Linked DNA regions of Homo sapiens: regions 2, 3 and 4 are each linked to region 1. The links are chromatin contacts, found by Hi-C or POLR2A ChIA-PET in ENCODE. All regions are on one chromosome and are shown on one strand. Each heading gives the region's core, a stretch centred on a gene start or an enhancer-like site at or near the end of the contact. The rest is flanking DNA. Distances are from core to core; before and after follow the strand shown.

Region 1 (5,769 bases), core at 2,110-4,609:
CACGCCTGTAATCCCAGCACTTTGGGAGGTCGAGGCGGGCGGATCACGAGGTCAGGAGATCGAGACCACGGTGAAACCCCGTCTCTACTAAAAATACAAAAAATTAGCCGGGCGCAGTGGCGGGCGCCTGTAGTCCCAGCTACTCGGGAGGCTGAGGCAGGAGAATGGCGTGAACCCGGGAGGCAGAGCTTGCAGTAAGCTGAGATCATGCGACTGCACTCCAGCCTGGGTGACAGAGCAAGACTCTGTCTCAAAACAAACAAACAAACAAACAAACAACAACAAAAAAAACATCTATTAGCCAGGCGCAGTGGCTCATGCCTGTAATCCCAGCACTTTGGGAGGCCGAGGTGGGCAGATCACTTGAGGCCGGAAGTTCGGGACCAGCCTGGCCAACATGGCGAAACCCCGTCTCCACTAAAAAATACAAAAACTAGCCGGGCGTGGTGGTGTGTACCTGTAATCCCAGCTACTCAGGAGGCCGAGGCAGAAGAATCGCTTGAACCCGGGAGGCAGAGGTTGCAGTAAGCCTGGGAGACAGAGCGAGACTCCGTCTCAAAAAAAAAAAAAAAAAAAAAAACACACAAAAAACATATATATATATACACACAGACACGGCCAGGCGCAGTGGCTCACACCTGTAATCCCAGCACTTTGGAAGGCCGAGGCGGGCGGATCACGAGGTCAAGACATCCAGATCATCCTGGCCAACCTGGTGAAACCCTGTCTCTACTAAAAATACAAAAATTAGCTGCGCGTGATGGCGCGGCCAGTAGTCCCCGCTACTCGGGAGACTGAGGGAGGAGAATCGCTTGAACCCAGGTGACGGAGTTTGCAGTGAGCCGAGATCGCGCCAATGTACTCCAGCCTGGGTGACAGAGCGAGGCTCTGCCTCAGAAAAAAATAAAAAAAAAAAAAAATTTCTTGAGGAAAATTTATATTCTAGACTAGAACTCTTTATTTTTCATGCAACTTTCTCTCAATAATTGCATTCAATTAGGTGGAAACTTTTTTATTTCTGCTCATTTTCAAAGTGTAAATTTTGTGAAGCAATACTAAAACCCACCAGCACTGTTCTTTGAAAAATACCAACCTTGCAATGCTATATACAGAGCTGATCCATAACTCAGAAAGCAAGTAAAAAGTTAAAGAGGTAATAGAATTGGAACTTGGATTCCCAAACCAGGTATACAATCCCTAGTTGGCACTGCTTTCAGTAAAAATCCATTTTCTGCAGGCAAAATATCTCAATATGGATAGAAACAATTGTTTAGAGGATTTATTTAGTATTTTCAATGTTCTAGGTTCATTTCACTCAACCCAAACCAAATCAAAGGAGAAAGCAACTGTGCACTGGTTACTGAACTAATTGGTGTCATACTAATCTTCAGTATAATAAAACTTTTTGAGCTGAAATTAACCTAATGACATTCCTAACAACAATGTAATCAATGTAAATCAATCTAGTAATATCCCCTTACAGGAGTTTTTAACTTGTAAACTTCATAATATTATGTATATAGAAAATCCTACATGTCACTTGAAAGCAGGAGCTTGAGTCCAGCCTGGGGAACGCAGTGAGACCCCCATCTCTATAAAAAATAAGATTAGTTGGGCGTGCGCCACGTGCATATTCCTAGCTACTTCTGAGGCTGAGGCGGGAGGATCTCTTGAGCCCAAAAGTTCAAGGTTATAGTGAGCTATGACTGCACCACTGCACTCCAATCTGGGCAACAAAGAGGGACCCTGTCTCAAAAAAAAAAAAAAAGTAAAAGAAAAAAAAAGAAAATCCTACATGTGTGTATATGTGCATTCTTCCAATGCTTTCATTAGATTCCCGTAAGACAGTGAAATCCCCCCAAAATTTTGAATCATTGCTCTTCACAGTTTACAAATTTATTTCTATTCCCATGTTATTGGTTTCAATAAAGAATTTGCTTATATAAAATTAAGCAATATCATTATAAATCCACCTCAAATTTCAAATTTCACAAATAACCGCGGACGTATTTAAGATAAAATCACTACAAAACTACAAAAACACTACGAGTTATCCAAAAGTTCTTAAGAGTCTACAAACCTCTCCCTGAGCTGTTAATTAAGGGATAGTGAGAAACAAGGAGCACAGAAGAACCACTAAAAAAGGAGAGTAGGCTGGGCGTGGTGGCTTATGCCTGTAACCCCAGCACTTCGGGAGGCCAACTCGGGCGGATCACTTGAGGTCAGGAGTGCCAGACCAGCCTGACCAACAGCGTGAAACCCCGTCTCTACTAAAAATACAAAAATTAGACAGGTGTGGTGGTGGGCGCCTGTAATCCCAGCTACTCAGGAGGCTGAGACGGAGGTTGCAGTGAGCTGAGATCGCGCCACTGCACTCCAGCCTGGGTGACAGAGCGAGACTCCGTCTCAAAAAAAAAAAAAAAAAAAAAAAAGGAGAGTAAGCTTTTGCCAACTCTTGAATAAACGGAGGTACAGAAAACGCAGGACGCTGTAACAAGAACACACCCTTATCGATTAAATACAGTTATAACTGCCCACAAAGACAACCAAATTTCAGTTTTCTATAGTTAGAAAAAATAAGTTAGGAGAAAGGATTTGTCACAGACTATCAGATCACTGCAACTTCAAATAGCCCTACGTAAAATTAATTCCTTAAGCGCAAGAAAAAATTTATAATGCCCACAAGTCCAGGCAATATTTTGGTTTATTTTACAACAGCCCCGTAATTTAACAACTTATTAGCAAAAACATGTAACACTTAATGAGACTGCCCTCAAAGTACAGGCTGCGCCTGGCTACCACCGTCCTTAAAATAATCCTAGTTAAATGACAGTAGACGTCAGTTCAAACCTATGAACCTTTAAATCTGGCAATAGTTCAAGTACAAAAAAAAATCCTAACCAAAGCCAAAGTAATCCTGAGATTTTTTTTCCTCTCCTCACCCTCGGGGACCGCACCTCTTTGTGCACAAGGGTCTGAAAGTCTCCTAATCTCAAACTCCAGTTACCAGCCCGGCTACTACTCCCCGGCAAGACACTGTCGCCAGCCTCGGGTGGCTTTTGCTCAGCAGTGGAGACGTCGGCGAATGCGGACGGGCGCGATCACTGGAGTCCAGATGCCAGGCGTTGTTCCGCCGGGCCCGAAACCAAGACTAGGGGCGCGCCGTCACCAGAGACCGGGCCTCAGGCTGGTGCGGGGCAGCGGAGACCCAGGCTGCGGTCCCAGTTTTGGCCTGGGCTCTACCTCAAAGCTTAAGGACCGGCGAAGAGGACAAAAAGCAACGGGCGGACGCACCTGGCGAGGACCTTCGGCAGCCGGATCCTGCGTTAGTGCAGCGCTCGTCGGACTCTCCCAGCATTCGCCGCCGCCCCTCCTCCCCGGCCAGGGCCACCTCCACGTTCCGTTCCAACGTGGCAGCCGCAGCCGCAGCCACGCCCTGCGCCCAACACTTCCGGGAGCGACATCTTTCCCCGCCCACCCGACGCACAGCCCGCCACGGCACTTCCGGGACCGGCGGTAGCCTGGGAGGCGGGGTACGGCTCCGCTGGTTGGTGGCGCTCTGCGGTCATCGCGCCCCGGCGATCGTAGAAACCCTTTTCTGAGGGGCGGCGCGCAGAATGTGGATGGGGTAGCCAGGACTAGTGGGTAAAGGACTAGTGCAGAGGGTGTCCCCGTCTGGCCGAATAACCGCCGTGGCCCGCAGGAACGCCACGTAGCACTAGTCCTGTGAGGCGTCGGCAGCCCCTGGCGACACTGCCCGCGCCAAACCAGGTGGAAAATCGGGCTGCAAGGGCTTTATTGTAATTTGTGACTGAGTTCTTAAAATTACCCACTTGATTGCACATTCTGGCGTTTTGAGAACTTATACAAAGTGAAACAATCTGGGCATTCCCAAAGGCTATTGTGGACAAAGAGGTATAGATGGGGTGTTATATTAATTCCAATTAGTACCGTTTCATACTTGTTACTATCCCATGGTATTGAGACCCGGTAGCACTCACCTTCTGCCACTGTTTCTCCACAACCTCAAATCTAATTAGATGCGTTGCCTAAGTGTACTTTTAGTTTAGGGAGGAATTATTTTACAGCAAGGTGAAGCCAAAGGAAAATCACTTGCTAAATTACCAGAAATTGGATTCAACCCAGATCTCCTAACTTCTAGACAAGTTCTTTTCTCATTACATCTAGCATTCAAAGCCAACTCTTGCACTTTGGGTAGCTAAAGCAGAAGGATCCTGCCCCTTGAACAGCAGCAGTGTTAACATTCCCACAGTCAGCTACATCTTCTGTAACATTCCATCTGAAGCTTGCAGCTTCATAAGACAGCTTAACATCAATTCACGCCAACTTCTGAAATAATGAACCCAACTTTTACTGGTAGTAATATATTCTCTTTCAGTCTTCTAATTACCATTTTCTTTCAACGCAGTAACTAAGGTTATCACTTTGGCCTGAATGCTAGTCAAACTGATTGGGATTTGTTTTTGATTAGTCTTCAATTCAAACAAGTAAATGCTCCATTTCAACCGCAAGCAGCTTTCTGTTCCTAGTGCAATTAAAACTGAAAGACGTTGAAGCAACTTTACCTTTTTACATTTATCAGACTTTTTCAATAGGCTTGTATTACAGCTTCATGCAGGTCTGGGTCTCAACCTATCTTTGCTTTGCTGTCACCACTTTCAAATCTAATCACATCCAATTTCACTTCCAGCATTATCACTTTTCTTTGCTGCTCTGTCCTTTGTTGACCAATTACCTCTTTTAATTATCCATTTTTATAAATGGTCACAAGTTTAATCTCTGGGGTCAAGGAGGCAACAGTACTATGCACTTTGTGCTCTGCTATCTGTGCATGAACTAAACAGATGATCAGTAACAAATCAACAAACTTTGAAAGCAAAGTAATGTAACTGGCGACTGATCATGATGCACATCTTTTTTTTGGGGGGGGGGGCACAATGATTTGTGGACTAAAGAGCTAGCAGCAAAATTTATGCAAGTTTTCTCAGTACTGTGGTAATGGAATTATTAACCACATTGTTGGACTGGTTTTATTTAACTGTGGTCACTGGTATTTATGCATATTGGAACTGTGCAAAGACTGCCTGTATCTAAAAAAAGAAAAACTCTTTAGTTCACAAAACTAAATCCAATTTAGTTAACTACTATCCAAGCCTAATCCTGAATCAAATAAAAACTGAATTGCTCACTAGAAGAATGTTTGGAGAGAATTTAATGACAAATTTTTCAAATTAGGATTTGCATAGCACAAAGATATTCTAGGTTTTTTTAGAGACAGGTTTTTGCTGTGTTGCCCAGGCTGGAGTGTGGTGGCAATGATCACAGCGCGCTGCAGCTTCAACATCCAGGGCGCAAGTGATCCTCCCACCTCAGCCTCCCAAGTAGCTAGGACTACAGGCACACAACACCATGCCTGGTTAATTATTTTATTTTCTGTAGACACAGGGACTCATTTTGTTGCCCATACTGGTCTGGAACTCCTGGCCTCCAGGGATCCTTCTGCTTTAGCCACCCAAAGTGCAAGGATTATAGGCATGAGCCTCCATGCCCATTTGACATTCTTTTGGGAATTCAGATCCCTTCCCCTCATTTCAACAGTCTTGATGTCTGCAAAGAGTGAAGTTGTAGACAAAACAATCATCACAAGATACATGAATGTTTATGTAACTTTTTCCATAGCAGCCAGTACTATGCTTACACCTCAGTAAAACAGTAGCATCCATTTCATTGTTTTAGTTTGTTTCTGAA
Region 2 (5,941 bases), core at 1,211-3,710, 5.1 Mb before region 1:
AACACATTTCCTACTCCAGAGAAAATACTAAAAATGGAAAGTTATTGAAAATTAAGTGGACAGAGGATTTTACCTTATATTCAGAGAAATATTCTAAGAAGTTTTATTTACCAAATCAGTCAACATGAGCTAGCATTTTTCGTAGCATTTAAACTTTGGGGATCTATCTAAATTTTGGTTCCTTGATCCTTTTTAATGTTTAACTGTATTGAAACATACATGTGCTATATAGAGGTTGAAAATTTTTTTCCAGGGCTACAAAACGAAAATCATAAAGAATAATGAAACTGAGAGATGGTCTATTTGAAAATATGAAAAAAAAATTAAGTATGACTATTTTTATAAATAACTAGGCTATTTTAATGACTATTTTTATTATTAGAAAAAAACTTCTTATATACATTAAAGTTTATATATATACCTTTTGTATACTGAAGGGCTCTGAAAGATTCCATTGTCTTTTTTACGTTATAGTTACTTAATATTGCTCTAAATAATTAATCATATTTGTGTTTGCAAAGGTTCTTCAATGCCCATAGTCAGGGCTGCAGGAGGCAGAACTAAAATTTAACTAAGCATCTACTACATGCCAAACATATGTTTTCTCATTCTATTCTCAAAACGACCTTACTATAAAGGTATTAGCTCTCTGTGACTGATAAAACTGTGGCTTATAGATATGTTACCTAAGGTCAAACAGCTAAGGAAAAATCACACAGCTGGGAGGCTAACTGAAGTCTGTAAAACAAGTCCTTTTCCCACTAACTACGTATGTTAAATTGTTTTTCCAGTAGTGGTAATAGAGAACAGCTCTTCGCCCCTCCTTCTCTTCCCTCCACTTCCCCGTGAACAGCATACACTATTTCTTTGTGAGACCAGGTGCAAAGAGCAATCTCTGGCCATGACACAGAGTACGGCCTACAAGGATCGAAACTGTATTATGCTTTTATCCACAGCACGGTTCTAGCTAAATGATCTAACTACATACAAATGTAATGAGGTTGGAGTAGAAAAGCACATTAGCAAATAATTATCCAAATGCCATTTGTATTTGGTTCTGAAATGTACTGTAGACCTATTGGCAGCAGGTTTATCTTTACAACTGGGTTTTGCTTAGGCTATTCTCAAAATAGCTTTCCAGCAGCACATACTGAGTAGACAACAGAGGTTGCTTGATCTAGTTTTTGGAGACTGAGGAAAACATGTTTGTTGAGCCTATCTTGATTGACAAGATAACTAGAGGCAATACGGTAAAATGTAACACTGTGCTTCCAATGTGTACAAACGGCTCAGCTAAACTCCCTGAACACAATCCACCTAAACAGTCTAAGCTCAATAGCCGACCGAGTTAAGCAGGATGACAGCTCCAGTAACTTCCTCTTCCTCACCCAGCTCCTCAGCTCGGCGGCGCGTACACGCCTCTCCCCCTAGGAGGCAGGATAAAACAATTTCAAATGCACAAAATCCATCCAATCCCACAGGCCAGGAAAGCCAGTTTCCCTTTCTTCCTCAGCCCTTCCAAGAAAATGTTTGTCTAATTAAAAAAAAAAAAATCTTACCAACGGCAAAGTATTTGCAACAAAAATCCAAAATATTTACTCAGTCCCTCCACACAGCCTTAGGGGAAGGATGAAAAGAAGGGAACACGACACCGCGTATTCCCAAGACTGACTGTTCTGATTCACTTTCCTCCCTCGGGTCCCACAGCCGGCCGGGCGAAGGCTTGCAGTTGGAACGCCAAAATAAGCCTTCGCCTCTCAGGAGACGCGGAGGCGGCCACGGCGACGGCAATCGGCGAGTCCCGCCTCCGACCCTCACCTGCCCAGGCCCGAGGCAGCGCCGTGGGCTCGCGCGGGCTCGCCGTCCCGGGAGGCGTCCGGGGAGGTGGGCGGGCGCCCAGGCAGTTAGGCCGCGCTGCAGGCCGGCGCGCTTCCTGCCGCGGCCGGGGAACGGCGGCCCCGGGATCAGCGGCGCGGCACCGACCAGCAGCTCTCCCAGCCCCGCTGCCGCGCGTGTGCCGCACTCACTCAGCCCTCCCCGGCCGGCCCCCTAGGAGCAGCTCTCACCTGCGAGGCTCGGGAGCCGCAGCCACAAAGCGGGAGGGACACGCCACTCTGGGGTCCCGGCCCCGGGCCACCCCCGACACACACACACACACACACACACACCCCGGAACCTTCGCCCGCCTCTGAAGAGACGCGGGTCAGCCCCGCCGCCCCCTCCAGTCACCCGACACACACCCACTCGCCGTGGGTCCTCGGGCCGCCTCCCCGCCCGCCAAAGTCCCAACTCGCACACCCACACGCACATTTGTCCCTCTCCCACCTCATTTCCCCGGGGACGCGCTCCTCTTCCCAACACTCTCGGTCCTACTCGGAGGCAAAAGAACACTCTACCTCATTCTCTTCCTCTGGCCCAGAAGCAACAGCAGCCATTTCCCCGCGGCAGGGGAAACACACACACAAACACGCGCGCGCGCGCGCACCAGGCCCCCACAGATGCTTCCCCTCCAGAGCCGCGGCCGCAGACGCAGACGCAAACACAAACACCCACGGCGGGCCTCGCTCCCGCCCGCCCCGAGGGGAAGCCGCGGCGGCACACAGGGCCCGTAACCGGGGCTCGCGGGCGGGCGCGCAGGGAACCCGGGCCCGGGGTCTCGGGGGGCCCGCGCCCCCTCCTCACCTGCATTCAGCGCGCCGGGGTCCGGGCGGCGGCGGCGGCGGCGGCGACGGGGCGGCTGGTGCTGGTGCTGCGGCGGCGGGGGAGGCGGCGGCGGCGGTGGCGGCGGGGCTGAGGGCAGCAAAGACATGCAGGCAGCCCGCCGGAGGGGAGAGGCACCGGCCGGAGGGGATGCGGGGCGGGCGGGCCGGGCCGGGCCGCCTGACGAACGGCAGAGGCGGCGGCGCGGAAGGCGGCTGAAGGGAGCGAGGAGACAGACCGGGGGTCGGGAAGGGGGACGAGGGCCGCGCCGCCGGGCTTCGAGGACAGTGACCCCAGGCGCGCAAGAGAGGCCCCGCGGCCGCGGCCGCCGGCGCGAAGGCCCCAGCCGAAGGAAGCTGCGCCCCCGCAGGGCCGGAGCCGCGGCTACTGCTCCGAGAGCCACGCAGAGCCTGGCCTTGGCCTTGGCCTCCTGGTGCTGGGGCTGCCGCCGCTGCGGGGGTTGCCGCTGCGCCGGGTGCTGCTGGGGCCGAGGTTGAACAGAGACGCCAGCTTTCGGTGCCTTCGCTCCCGCTCACACACGTTCACACCCCCGAGGGCCGGGGGAGAGGCGTCCGGGCGATATCGGTATTGAGATTAATAACAAGGTGCAGAGAGTGCGAGAACGAGGAGGGTTGATTGACGTGGAGGGGCTGGCGGGAGTCAGTCACTCCCCGGCGCGGAGGGTTGGGGTGAGGGGAAGGAGGCGGGGCGGTGACGGGGCGGAGCTCCTACGCAGCGCCTTGGCCCCGCCCCCCGTGCGCCGCGTTTTGTCGCGGTGAGCGCGCGGAGGCCCGGGCTTCTTAATGGTTTTCTGTTTTGCTCTGGCTGTTTTCTCACTCTTTTTTCCTGGCCTGAGCGAGGAGCGGGGCTGAGAAGAGTGGTAGAGTTTCAGAAACCCACATCCACAGAGCCTTGGCGAAGAGACGGGAAACCGCCTCACCCCGGGTTCTTGTGTGGGCGCTGTTTACTGCACCCTCCTCGCCCGAGGCGACCTGACAGCGAAGCAGAGCGTAGGTCTAGGTGGCTGAGACGCCAGGGGAGGTGAAGTGACCGAAGGAAATGTTTCCTGACATATTCGGTGGATTTTTTTTAAAAACATATAGCATCTGTAAGTTGTATCGTCAAAGGTAAATAAAAGAACCTGTGACGCTCAGCGATAACCCGGTCCTATTTTCTAATTCTCCCTTCTCGTTGTAGACTTTAGTTTGTTGTTTGTAGCTTATCCATGCCATCTACAGAATGAAAACATCCAAATGCAAACTAGAAATAGTAGTGTTTACTTGGTGAACCTGGCTGTGATACTTTAAGTTTCTGGGGTTTGTTTTTGTTTTTGTGGGCCAGCTTCAGCTTTTTTGGGCCAGCAGTCCAAAAAGCAAATTACACCGGCTGTGGAGGCAGAGTACTGCTGTTGCAGTTTTGCACAATTTTAATCTCTTTCTCAATGCATGCCCGGGCTCGTGTATTTACCAGTGTTGGTCAAGGGTATATTAGCAATGTTCAGTATTTTTTCCCCCACAGGAGTGTTTAGCACACTAAGCACGTTGCGTTGGTTGCAATTCATCTTAGGCCTTATTACTGAATGTAAAATGCCTTCATCTCTTGGGGGAAAAGGTGCGGTGAAAATGCAAATCATCATTTAGCTAAAACTGAACAGCTGTTACAAGAGTCCATAATTGCAGAACTATTGCACCACTTTCATCTTGGCACCAGGATGGGTGAATGAGTGAGTAAAAAAGCCCCTCAGTTCACAAGACGACAGACTATTTTCTTTTCTACCTATGTTAATTTTCCATTTCCCTCCCTAGCAACACCAGCCCCACACCATCTTCTGTGAAACATGTCAAAATGGCCTTAAGCCTGGAAGAAGTCTCACTCTTTCCCAACTATCTAAGAGTCTAGGCTGACATAAAATGAATAATTATCTTTGGCTTTGTAAGCAGCAAAGCCAAGCAAGTCACTTCAGGAGTCCAAATAGTGGACCTGCCTCAATGGCATCTTGCCACAGTATTTCTCCGTAGCACACAAACACTCTCCCAGGGAGAAATACCACCAATTATAGAAGGAAAGAGGAAAATAAATACCTGAAAAAATGTAAATCAGATAATGTGATAGCCTCACAGATTTAAGCATCTTTAAATAACAATAAATTTATATGAATTTTCTGTGAGTATTCAATGAATTTTCATTCATATACAATAAACACATATGGAGGGCATATTATGTTCCAGATGCTATGTTTAGCATTGGAGACACACAGCCAAGCATATATAGTCCCTTTTCTTAAGTAACTCACTATCATTGTAGGGGAAGCTGACACATAAACAGGAAATTCTCACAGAACAAACCAGAAATGAAAGTATGAGAGGTGACACAAAATTAATAGTCACAACAATGTCTAGGAGGATGGGCTGACAGCACTGGCATTTACACGTGAGCCATTTGACATCTGCCCACTCTCACAGGCTGCCTAGCAGTAGTGACAGGTGGGGAAAAATGACAGGGCCATTGTGGATGTTAAAGAAGCACTAATAAATGGTGGACTTTGGTGGTCCTGAAGGTCAACTTTATATATGGGATGTTCTTTGTTGGCCTCTAAATTTTAAGTAGTAAATGCATCACAATCCATGGTGGGGAGGGGTAATTGTAACTTTCAGAGTTAATAGTGGACAGTGGATGTTGTCATAGGATCATTTATTTTAATGCAGGTTAAGTTTAGAATTTACTCTCAAAGATGTCCTCTTTATACCATATCAAATTGATTGACTCACTAAAAACAAAAGGAAAGCAATACTTTTATATGTTAACTATATTATCCAAAAAATAGATTGCTGTTTTTCTCATTTGCAATTAGAATGACATTGGAGAAATAATAGTTTTCAGATAGTTGGCACTATACAAATGCCAAGAAATTGTCTTCAGTGAGATTAAAAAACAAACAGGCCAGGCGCAGTGGCTCAGGCCTGTAATCCCAGCACTTTGAGAGGCCCAGGCGGGTGGTGGATCACCTGAGGTCGGGAGTTTGAGACCAGCCTGACCAACATGGTGAAACCCCATCTCTGCTAAAAATACAAAATCAGTTGGGTGTGGTGGCACACGCCTGTAATCCTAGCTACTCAGGAGCCTGAGGCAGGAGAATCACTTGAACCTGGGAGGCAGAGTTTGCAGTGAGCCGAGATCTAGCCATTGCACTCCAGCCTGGGCAACAAGAGGGAAACTCTGTCTCAAAAAAAAAAAATAGTTC
Region 3 (5,136 bases), core at 920-3,419, 5.4 Mb after region 1:
AAGAAAGCATTCCTATCTGCCCATTATGAAGTGGCATTTAGGTATCTACAACTTCCACAATGAGAACACAGCCCTTTTAAATATTCTTAAACCAAATATTTACCTATCGACCTTTTTAGAAAATCAATTAAGGCATCCCAGTAAATTCAAATAGTATGGAAATTTCCAGAATGTATTTCAGCTAATTGGGACCCCAATACCTTCTTTCTCAATACCCTGCTAGGAGGAAGGGAAAGAAAATTTACTGCTTTACCTGAGGGGAAAAAAGAAAACAACAATAAAAACTCCAAAGGACTCCCCTTAGGTTTAATGTGAATATGTCTATGTTCAGATGTGTGACTGGAGAAAAGTGTGAAATGTGAGCAGTGAAAAGTACTCAGTATTCTATTCCCATAGATATCTTTTAAGACACGTTAGTAAATATGCATACAAGCCACAGACTATATCCCAAACCTGTAACTTTATAATGCCTTTAAGAACTTTCCTTCACAGTCTATTATGTCACCAGCCACTCTCCTCTCTTCTTTCCTCGTCTCTAAGGATTGCAGTCAAGGAATTTGCCTGGGTGATCAGTAGTAATGACTAAGGTTGCAAGAAAAAATTATTAGCGAGAACTCACTACTCAAATATTGTAACTAAGGTATTTTATCAGACACACACACACGCACGTGCTGCTCTTCTTCCTGCCACAGCTGCCTAACCAGAACACCACAAACCATGGCTGTTTTTCTTTTTCTTTCTGAGACAGGGTCTTGCTCTGTCGCCCAGGCTGGAGTGCAGTGGTGCGATCTCGGCTCACTGCAGCCTCGACCACTCAGGATCAAGAGATCCTCCCACCTCAGCCTCCGGGGCTGGGACCACAGGCACATGCCACCACGCCCGGGTAATTTTTGTATGTTTTGTAGAGCCGAGGTTTCGATGTGTTGCCCAGGCTGGTCTCGAACTCCTGGGCTCAAGCCCGCTTTGGCCTTCCAAAGTGCTGTGATCACAGGCGTGAGCCATTGCTACCGGTCTCATTGCTCTTTTTCATCGTCATTGTAATCTGTCACTTTAGTCGCTCATTCTGAAACCGAAGGACAGCCTCATTCCTCCGCCCTGACGGAAAGAACCGATGAGGCCTTGCTGCACGTTAGCAGTGGGAGGCTCAGAAAAGCCCGTGGAGCTTTTGAGACTGCAAATTCCCTGGCTATTTCCACCTGGAGCCTCTTTGTCACATCCGGTGAATTCCCTCATCTACAGAAAGCGGCTGCTGAAAAAGACATCACCAGCTACAACGCCTTGAGTACTACAGCGCTCCCTGCGCAAAGTAAAACCCAAGTCTTCGGATCAAAACCAGCCGGGGCTGTGCATCCTTCACGATGCCGGACCTCCTGAAAAGCTCACCTGGGTACAGCTCAGGATCCTGGCCTCGGCTCGCTGGCCCTGACAGGCGGGTGGTCAGGGTGACACACGGTGGGAAGAACACACGCCCGCCTGCCTGCGAAGCCTCGCAAATAGCTGGGCTCCCTCGGCACCTTCTGCCGCCAGGTCTCCGCCTCCCAACCTCCCTCTGGGCGTACCGAGCCCGTTGTCGCCACGTTTCCCTCGCCCGGGAGGCAACGCGGCACCCACCCCGCAGCATCCTCGCTTCCGGGGCCTCGGGCAAGGGTCTCCAGTCCCAGCCCACCCACCCTGCCCGCCTCGCGCCGCGCTGGCCCTCCAGCCTGCGGCCACATTCAAGGCCGAGCGCAGTCTGGGCTGGAAACCCGCCGCCCGGGGCGCAGGCAGCCCAGCTGGGCCCCGCCTCACCCCGACGAGCTGCTCACGACCTCCAAAGGGAAGAAAGCGACGCTCTGAGAACTCCGAGAGGCCGCCGGCCAAGCGCCGACTCGGGGGGCGGGGGAACGGAAACCGACGTCTCCCCTTCGACCTCCCGGGAAACCCTTCTCCGTTTACTCTCCATTCCGCGACCGCCAATAAAGAACAGCATACATGGTTAGCAGAAATAAATGAATTGCACTCTCTAGGCTCTTACCTCTGGATGGCTACGTCCCTGAAAAATGTTTTAATTAGCTAACGGAGGACGGGGGAGGAGCTTTCTTGGTCGGTAAATAAGAGTGCCTTCTCCGTCGTCTCGGATCTCCGAAGCAAGCAGTCAAAGCGGCCACTGCCTTGCCTGCTGGAAATTCTCGAAAATTTTTCTCCCGCAGTTGACCAGATGGAGAGGGAGAAGTCTGTTCCCGCTGACTGACAGCAGATCCGGCCAGTCCGCACTCGGCGAGACGGCTGGCCGGCCGCCCGGGCCCTCGATCGCAGCCAGTCACAGATGCCGATGGGAACGAGCCTCCCCGCGGCTGCTATTTGACTTCGCAGGCTTCCAGCTGCGCGGCGGAGCGACGTCACCCTGTGCCAGTGGTGGCTCGCGGCGGCGCCCCGCCCTCCCGAGGTTAGCTCCCCAGCCAAAGAGGGGGCGCGCTTGCGCGGTGGGTGGGGCCGCGAGACTTGGTACCTAGCCAGCGGGCGGAGCGCGGAGGGGGTTTCGCTTCGGGCTAAGGGACTGTAGTTGTGACAGCCAGGAAACCGAGAACGGAATGCCAATACTGCTTAGGCTTAGAGTTTGAAAGGCATCTGATTTCACTGCCATGTCTTTGAACAGCAGTGCACAGTGCAGTCTTCTTCGTGGCTGAACAGGTATCTTGTGATCTTTAGGGAATGTCTATTAATTCATTAAACAAGTATTTCTGTGTTTATTGAAGGACGTCTTGTATGCTATACATTTGCTAGGCACTGGGGATACGCCCCTAACACAGCTAGACACGATAGCTGCCCTCATAGAATTTTCAGTCTAACAAAGAAGAGGGAGAAAACCAACAAGTAAGCAAGCACATAGAATAGTAATTAATCATGTCAAGGAAAGAAATAGGCATGGTGTGGACACTGGAGGATAACTTCAGATAAGATTGTTATATGAGAACTTTATAAGATGGCATTTAAACCATCAGTCATTCAGCCATGGAACCAATAAAATGATGAATTGTTTTGGGCAGAGGGGACAGCAGACAAAGGTCTCTCGGTGAGACAGCCCGGCGTTTTGGAAGAACAGAAAGAAAGCCAAAGTGTCTCCAGCATATTGAGGGAGGGAAAGAACAGCATGATGTGAGAGAGATGAGGCAGACAGGGGCTTGGAGTTGGCATTACATTTTAAATTTAATGGGCTTCTATTGAGGCATTCGAAAAAAAGAAGTGAAAGGGTCTGGGTTTAGACTTTACATCACTTTGGTTAGTGTGCAAAGAACAGTTAAAATAAGCTATTGGGAAACTGATTAGGAGATGATGACAGATGAAATTTAAGGTGGAAGATGACTTTGATTAAACTATGACAATATCACTGAAGGGAGAGAAGAGCAGAGAGATTAGAGATTTTAAAGATAAATAATTAACTTGATTTGGCATTTTAGTTATTCTAGGCCAGGGACAACTGTTTTGAATCCAGTGCATTTAATAACCAGGTTAGAGAGTGACTCTCATATTGACGGCTCACAAATTATAGTAATAACCTTGAGTAATATTATGTTGAGTTGATGTCTTTTCATAGACTTCCTGGATTTTTTTTTCTTTTGTCTTTCTTTCTTTTTTTTTTTTTTTTTTTTTTTTTTTTGAGACAGGGTTTTACTCCTGCCCAGGCTGGAGTGCAGTGGCGCTATCTGAGCTCACTGAAACCTCTGCTTCCCAGGCTCAAGTGATCCTCCCACTTCAGCCTCCCAAGTAGCTGTGACTACAGGCACGCTCAACCATACACAGCTAATGTTTATATTTTTTGTAGAGATGGGGCTTCCCCATGTTGCCCAGGCTGGTCTTGAACTCCTGAACTCAAGCAATCCACCCACCTCAGCCTCCCAAAGTGCTGGGATTACAGGCATGAGCCACTGTACCTGGCGTGGAATTTAAAAAAATAATAATTTTATTGAAACATGTGTCTTAAAAAGTGCACATATCCTAAGTGTAGACAGCTCAATGAATTTTCACAGTCTGCAGACACCTTTGTATCCAGCACCCAGATCAAGGAACAAAACATTATTAATACCTGGGAACCCCATCAACCTGCCTTCCAGGCACTGCCTTCTTCCAAGGGGAGTTTCTATGCTGACTTTCAACAGCATAGGTAGTTTTGCCTATCTTTATACTTGTTATATATAAAGCCATAAAGTATGTGTTCTTTTGTTTCTGGCTACTTGGACTCAACATTACACTTGTGAGATTCTTCCATATTGTTGTATGCAGTTGTAGATCATTCATTTTGTTTTCCATTCTGTGGATATACTGTAATTTATGAATTCATTCTTCTGATGGACATTAGGGCAGTTTGCCATTTAGAGCCATTATAGATAGTGCTACTATGAGCATTCTACTACATATCTGTTGGTGATGGCTTTCATTTGATGGAGTATTTTGGTAGCTAAGTTACTATTAAGTTTTTAAAAATCTGCTCATCAATAATGTAGTATCATGTGTTGCAATATCTCAATCATTTGGATCAAAATTTGGTGCAGATAATGAGGACTTTGCTTTCACAAATGTGAAAAATTTTGGTAACAAGAAAGATGTGGGAAATTTTAAGCTTGGAAGTGTAAAATATTTTGAATTGTCCTGGAGTTTTGACCTTTTTTATAACCACTTGCATGCCCAGCATCTGAGAACATCATGACTTTGCTAAATCCTTGTACCAAAACAGACTGGAATCCAGAGTCACATGATAAGCAAAGCCACTTAGGCTGTTCTGAAGAATATCTTTGATACTAAAACAGTCCTTGAAATTGCCTTTGAAAATCACACCATTTCACACTCTACCACAGCTCATTAAAATTAAAGCCAGCAGTTTACTTCTTTTGAATTATATGCTTCTGGGTTTTGAATCTCTGAAGCATAGCTAAATACACCACAAAAATAATTCATGGCCAGCACAGTGGTTCATGCCTGTAATCCCAGCACTTTGAGAGGCCAAGGCTGCCAATCACTTGAGCTGGGAGTTCAAGACTAGCCTGAGCAACATGTCAAAACCATGGTCTCTACAAAAAAATACAAAAATGAGCCAGGCATGGTGGCGCATACCTGTGATCCCAGCTACTCGGGAGGCTGAGGTGGGAGGATCACCTGAGC
Region 4 (5,877 bases), core at 622-3,121, 6.7 Mb before region 1:
GGCCCCAGCCAAGTTGCCTTACAGCCACCCCCTCACCCAGAGAAATGGAGACACACAGAGAATCTAAGGGCTGGCTATATGGGAACCACGGGGAAGATCACTCATCCTATAGGGCTCCTTGAAACAGCCTTTCAAGGCCATATAAGAAAACTCACATATTTACTATAATTGGATTGCTTTACTCTAGTCACCCAAAGCAAGAGTTTACATCCTCAAACACAGCTCACCATGGATTTGGACATGGACAGGAGTGGAGAAAGGATTCAGTTTCTTTTTTCCTTGAACATGATTGCTCAAAGGAAACTGACCCTCGAGACGCTCAGACAGTGGGCCTTGTCTTCCCTTGGCAATGTGAACTTTAAAAATTACATTATGCTTTGCCATGGTGCTTTTTGAAAAACTGCCTTTAACTGCCAGATTTCAGGTACTCACTTAATTACTTTTGGAAACTCAGTTAAAGGAAGATATCCATTGCCACCTGGAATAAAATAGCTTTACTGACTGGAGAGTGCAGTGATTCAAAGTAGACTAGGCCTGGGCTTTTTTATCTGGCCGCAGCAAGTGCAGACCAGTGGGAGAAATGAAGCGTGCAGTTATGGATGCTAACAAGAAAGGCTGCTGCTCCAGTGATTATTTTTCTTTTTTAAGGAAAAAATGATCCCAGTAATTCTCTTTTGTTCCTCTTTTGACACAGCTTGGTGGATGTGGGGGAAAGGGCAGATGAAATGACCAGTGAAATCAAAAGATGAAGTCTTCTTAAAGGACTGGCTCTCCAGCCCAATCATCTAGAGGAAGAGACAAGTTCAGATTCTTGTAGGGTATCTAAATGCATCTGTGCCTGAAAATTATGGCCGTTTGAGAAAAACAAGAATTCATGGTGAGACAAAGCAACACAGACTGTTGGTACAAGATACAAAGCCACTAAGTCAGCGTTCAGCAAAGACTGATGGATGAATTGTCACCCAGCCTAAAGGACTGGCCCAGCTACCAACTGCCCCTGCCCAGCCCAAGAGGGCAAGAACACAATAGACCGCACACCCACGTCTCATCCCCAGGCGCACACCACTTCAAAGGCTACAGCAAGCAGACAACATAACCTGCCTCTTCTGCGGTGTCTTTCATTCAGTTCTGTTTCTTCATGAAGTGGGAAGGAAACAAGTTTGGGCCCACCTGAGATTGGGGTGTAGACGGAAGGAGTGGGGAGAGATGCAAACGACAGAACACAACCGAAGGCCTTTTTAAAAGTCAGGATCCATAGCCTTACTTATCACTGTAAAGGGAACAGAGTCGGCTCCATCCTTCCTCATCCTTCTTTAACCCTCGCCTACCAAGCCCTGGAAGACAGGGACGCAAGAAGAGCTCTAGCGCGGAGGGTCTGCCTGAGTGCTGGTCTTTCCCATACAAGATGTAGCAGCAGGGATGGGAGGGTGAGCTGGACGACTCCACAACACACACACAGCCCGCCCCGCCTCACCTTCTCGATACTCTGGTCTACAGCCTTCTGGAAGACCCGGGCCACCAGCAGCGTGACGCTGGTCACCAGCAGGAGCAGGGACAACGTCCCCGCCGTGTAGAAGCAGCATCGGCCCATTCTGTGCGCCGCTCACGGGCCGGGCCGGGCCGCACCCGCCAGGGATCCAACTGCAAGGAGGGAGGAGCCGCCGCAGAGGCGTCGAAGACCCGGGACCCTTCGGCGCCACGCCCACGCCCTCCCGGCGCACGGTTCGTGCGCGCAGCTCTGGGCTCCGCGGCCTGGCGAGCGCGGCCCCGGGTGCACCGGGCGGATGGGGCCGCGGAGGGACGGGCCCGGACTCGGTTTCGGTTTCCTTCGCCGGGCAGCCGTGGCGCCCGCCTAGCGCAGCTCGGGAGAGTGCAGGGAGCGCGCAGGGACGTGACGTTCGCGGGCCGGGCTCGCCGCAACCCCGCGAGGCAACCGCCGGCGACTGCGCGGGGAGGCGGGCGGGGGCGGAGGCCGCAGTCATGTGCCCTGCGGCGGCGGCAGTGATTCGGCCCGCGCCCTCCCCGGCCGGTCCCCGGTGGCCCTGAGTGGCTGCGGCGCCTGAGCCAGGCCCGGCCTGGCCGCTCCCAGCGCCCTGCACCGCAGGCCCAGCGCTCGCCCCACCGAAATTGCCGAACCTGGTTCACACACTCATTTACTCATTCCGCAGATAGGTCTGAGGGCCTCCCATGGGCCACGCGCTGGGGATTCAAGGTGGCTGGGACATTCCCCTGCTCTAGAGGCGCTCGCAAGTTAGCGGGGACACCGTTACCGCAATTACAACACAATGTAGCAAGTGCTTCTACCAGGTGCCTGCTGAGATCATGCCAGCAAGCATGTTCTGCCTGGATGACCTAGGGCCCCACATTGAACTGGGGCCTGGGGGATGCATAAGTTTGTCACGTAAGGGGCATGTGCAAGAATGGAAGATGTGCAAAAAAGGGAGGAGGAGGCATTTCACGGAGAAGGAAACGGTGAGCAAAGGCATTGGGGGTGAAAGAGCAAAACCTGTAGGAAGCAAGAAGGAAGTTCCTTTTGACTGTAGGCTCAGGTGTTCAGGGGGTGGAGTCGGAGGTGTTGAGGCCCCAAGAGGTCAGACTTTGAAGGGCTCTTGGTATCCTGTTAAAGATGTGGAAGTTGGGAAGGAGCTTAAAGCAGGCATCGCTGGTGTTCTTGCCTGCTTTGCTCACTGTGGTGTCCCAGACACCCAGGACCAAGACCTGCACACAGCCAGGACTCAAGAAGTGTTCGTTAAATGAGTGTTTCTTCTACGCCAGCCCTTTACTAGTTTCTTTGCACAGTTCTACTCATTTAATACCCTTGGCAGTCCTATGAATAGGAGGTTGTGTTTGTCCCAGTCCTCCAGAAACAGTCCCAGATGGGGGTACTATGCAAGAGAGTTTTGAGGGAAAACAGGGAGCTGGACCTGGGATGCAGGTGTGATCCTTGTGAAGGAAAGAGGCAAGCAAGGAAGGAAGGTTGGGTGGAAGGAAGCATTTGATATATATACAGTCCATGTATAAAAAGTTCAGCAAGGCCATTGGGGTGGGGAATCCTTTAGCCAAATGGGCTTGTCCCAGAAGTCTGGCATCTCCCAGAAAGAGGCCCGCCTTAGTATCCCTGCTGTGCTCAGTCATGAGCTGGGAGCAGCCTTAGGAAGCTGGCCTTTGCAGCAACCTAGGGATAAATATCAGGGTATGGATTTCAGCAGAGCTCAGCAGTTGAGGCGGAGCCATTGGTCAGTTATGCTATCTACACTGCAAGATCCAAGAAGTACATTTTCTTGGCAACTATAGTGTATTATCCTCATTTTACACTCAAGAACACTGGGGCTCTGAGTTAAGTAACCTAACAAGCTCAACTGGTTGCTGAGTGGTGGATCCTGCTTGAACCAGGATGTAGGGCTGGCTGTTGGCTTCCAAAACCCTCACTTTTTCTACTCTGCGCATTGCTGCATCCCGATCTGTCACTAATGAGAATCTGAGGACAGCAAATCAGTTAGGAGGCTTTGTTGAGGACTTGGTGAGATAGCATGATGGTTTAAAAATGGTGGCAAATTATTTGTTACTCCTTTCGTTGAGAGGTGGGGTCTATACTTTCTCGCTTTGAATTTGGGCAGGTTTTAGCAATTTGTTAAACCAATAGAATACAGTGGAAATGACCATATCCTGGAACTTCTGAAGCTAGATCATAAATGCCTTGCAACTTCTGCTGGGGCCTTTGCAAATTCTTGCTCTTGGAGCCTCAAGTCACCCCTAAGTTCAGCTACCCGGAGACTGCTGCAGAGAACATGGGAAAGACTGTGGGGAGAAGCCCTGAGTCTGTAGGAAGAGAAATGTCCCACCAGTCCCCAGCTGTCCCTAGCCTTTTGAGTCACAGGCCCTAGACATTACAGAGCAGAGGTGAGTGGTCCCTGCTGAGCCCTGCTCAAAATGCAAAATAAAGGATTGTTGTTGTTTAAGCCACTGAGTGTTGGTGTGGTAGGTTACTCAGTAGATAACTGGAGCAGATGGTAAGGGCAGAACTGAGGCTGGGACATTTTGTAGCTACCAAAGCTCTTCAAGCAGCAGCCCCAGAGGACCAGTCCTGTGTTCAAATAGAACCTGGTGGGGTCCTGAATGATTCAACTGTCCCCAGCCTGATGGGTGGGTGGTCTCCAGTCCTCAGGTGTCCACAATCGGCAGCCTTTCTCTTCCCCTAATCCTGCCTCTTCTCTGCTGTTAAGTTTCAGTTAGCTACATTAACTCTGCTCTGTGCCCCAGTTTGCTTAAGGAGCAATGCTAGCCCACTAACCCTCACATGTCCCCTACCTAGGCATTGGTTGAAGTCCTCCTGTCATCTATATGTCCTCTCCTTCCCTAACTAGAAAAAAAAATTTGGTAACTTGCCTGCCTAGGTACTTTGGCACTCAGAAGTTCATGCTCACACTGAACTTCCACCCCCTACTCTCTGACTGCTACAATCAGATTTTCTGTTTGCGGGCTCCATTCTGGAGGGCAAACTCCATAGGTACCCACTCCTCCCATCCCTGGACCACCAATCCCAGGGTACTCTTCCTTTTCATTGTTCATTGAGGTCCCTTCTTCTCTCTTGTCTGGGCCACCAGGACAGTAACAGACTGTGGGGATGGAGAGATGGAGACAAATTTGATAAATGTATCTTAGTGTGGGAGAGTTTCTAAACAAGGGTTTACAGCTCAAGTTGCCCTCAGTTTACCTGCTCTCTGAGGATCTCACTCTGTTTCCACTATGTCAGGCGGTTAGTAAGCCACTTCCCCTTTAAAACTCTGGACAAGCCGAATGAAAATCTCTTTCTTGGTTCTTCTTAACACAGCTGACCAGGCTAGCATTTTTAAATGTGTTAACATAAGACAGAACAAAAAGGACCTAATTACAGAAAATATAAACAGCTTTTAAGAAAATAATGTATGTTCCCAAAATAGCAGTCTGTGATCCCACAGTAATCTCTGTCTTATCACCGAGGCTGGCATAACTTTTTAGCAGCTGGCCTGGCTGTCTTTCTGTTCAGTTCCATCTTCTCTACCCACAGCTATGTTCAGAAGCTTTTGACACAAAGCCCCAAAATCCAGATTTAAGTTTCTCAATGCCCTTTGGGACTTCCTCCTCATTTCTGATCTATAGGACATGTCTGCACCGCTAATTGGCATTGTTAGTTTATTGCCACAGGATCATCTCACCCTATGAGAGACTTTGCCCTCTCATCCAGGGAGTAGCCCCTGCTTGCCAGCCACTAATAACCCTGAACACACTCTGGAGGGGCAGACAGCTTGGGAAGGGGTTACTGCTCCCAGAGTTTAGATGAGGAGGCTGATGCCAGGGCAGGGAGACAATCAGGACTCTTCCTGGTGACTTCTCTGCTATGGTTTGGATTTGTGTTCCCTCCAAATCTCATGTTGAAATTTGATCCCCAGTGTTGGAGGTGGGGCCTAATGGGAGGTGTTTGGGTCCTGAGGAGAGATTGTTCATGAATAGATTAATGCCTCCCTCAGGCATGAGTGAGTTGTCAGAGAGCGGGTTGTTGAAAAGAGCTGGCACCTCCTCCTTCTCTCTCTAGCTTCCTCTCTGCCCATGTGCCTCACACAGGTGTGCTCCCTTTCTGCCTTCCCAGGAGTGGAAGCAGCCTGAGGCCCTCATCCAATGCAGATGTCTGTGCCGTGCGTCTTGTCCAGCCTGCAGAACCATGAGCCAAATAAACCTCTTTTCACTACCCAATCTCAGGTATTGTTATAGCAACACAAACAGACAAGGGCGGAAAATGAGGAGACTGATGCTGTGGCAAGGAGATACGGTGATCTCTCTATACCTAAAATCAGAAGACTTTATCTGAGAAGAACAAGTACACTTAATGAATGATTGCTG

Evidence for each region. Hi-C counts contacts between places; a loop is a spot of excess contacts on that map. ChIA-PET counts read pairs that join two places held with the same protein, here RNA polymerase II (POLR2A). Pooled maps may share reads with other maps.
Region 2: a loop to region 1 is called in a pooled map, with 22 times the contacts of the local background. The contact joins the promoter of CNOT6L here to the promoter of SEC31A in region 1. A Hi-C loop is called at or near these places in 1 of 168 maps with a recorded cell type or tissue (naive thymus-derived CD4-positive, alpha-beta T cell) and 9 of 50 pooled maps. POLR2A ChIA-PET finds 5 or more read pairs at or near these places in 1 of 52 experiments (MCF 10A).
Region 3: a pooled map shows a loop between it and region 1 (8-fold over the local background). The contact joins the promoter of PPM1K here to the promoter of SEC31A in region 1. A Hi-C loop is called at or near these places in 1 of 168 maps with a recorded cell type or tissue (naive thymus-derived CD4-positive, alpha-beta T cell), 2 of 37 single-sample maps with no recorded cell type and 11 of 50 pooled maps. POLR2A ChIA-PET finds 5 or more read pairs at or near these places in 2 of 52 experiments (CD4-positive, alpha-beta T cell and T-cell).
Region 4: a loop to region 1 is called in a map of CD8-positive, alpha-beta T cell, with 5 times the contacts of the local background. The contact joins the promoter of SCARB2 here to the promoter of SEC31A in region 1. A Hi-C loop is called at or near these places in 2 of 168 maps with a recorded cell type or tissue (CD8-positive, alpha-beta T cell and naive thymus-derived CD4-positive, alpha-beta T cell) and 6 of 50 pooled maps.

The regions. Positions count from the first base shown.
Region 1 is chr4:82,887,794-82,893,562 of GRCh38, forward strand. It overlaps SEC31A (SEC31 homolog A, COPII component), which reads right to left and starts at 3,360. Exons shown (of 27, transcript NM_001077207.4): 1 at 3,295-3,360. It overlaps THAP9-AS1 (THAP9 antisense RNA 1), which reads right to left. Exons shown (of 4, transcript NR_034077.1): 4 at 5,659-5,769.
Region 2 is chr4:77,816,908-77,822,848 of GRCh38, forward strand. CNOT6L (CCR4-NOT transcription complex subunit 6 like) reads right to left here and starts at 2,461. Exons shown (of 12, transcript NM_144571.3): 1 at 2,397-2,461. The coding sequence starts at 2,401. RefSeq lists silencers at 1,758-2,157, 2,238-2,307, 2,798-2,897, 2,938-3,097, 3,358-3,507 and an enhancer at 4,951-5,000.
Region 3 is chr4:88,282,392-88,287,527 of GRCh38, forward strand. It overlaps PPM1K (protein phosphatase, Mg2+/Mn2+ dependent 1K), which reads right to left and starts at 2,170. Exons shown (of 7, transcript NM_152542.5): 1 at 2,015-2,170. PPM1K-DT (PPM1K divergent transcript) reads left to right here and starts at 2,539. Exons shown (of 5, transcript NR_134238.1): 1 at 2,539-2,670. RefSeq lists enhancers at 1,953-2,012, 2,053-2,142, 2,055-2,578 and a silencer at 2,313-2,532.
Region 4 is chr4:76,211,953-76,217,829 of GRCh38, forward strand. SCARB2 (scavenger receptor class B member 2) reads right to left here and starts at 1,872. Exons shown (of 12, transcript NM_005506.4): 1 at 1,475-1,872. The coding sequence starts at 1,591. It also overlaps a transcript of FAM47E not described here. RefSeq lists silencers at 1,273-1,677, 1,591-2,210.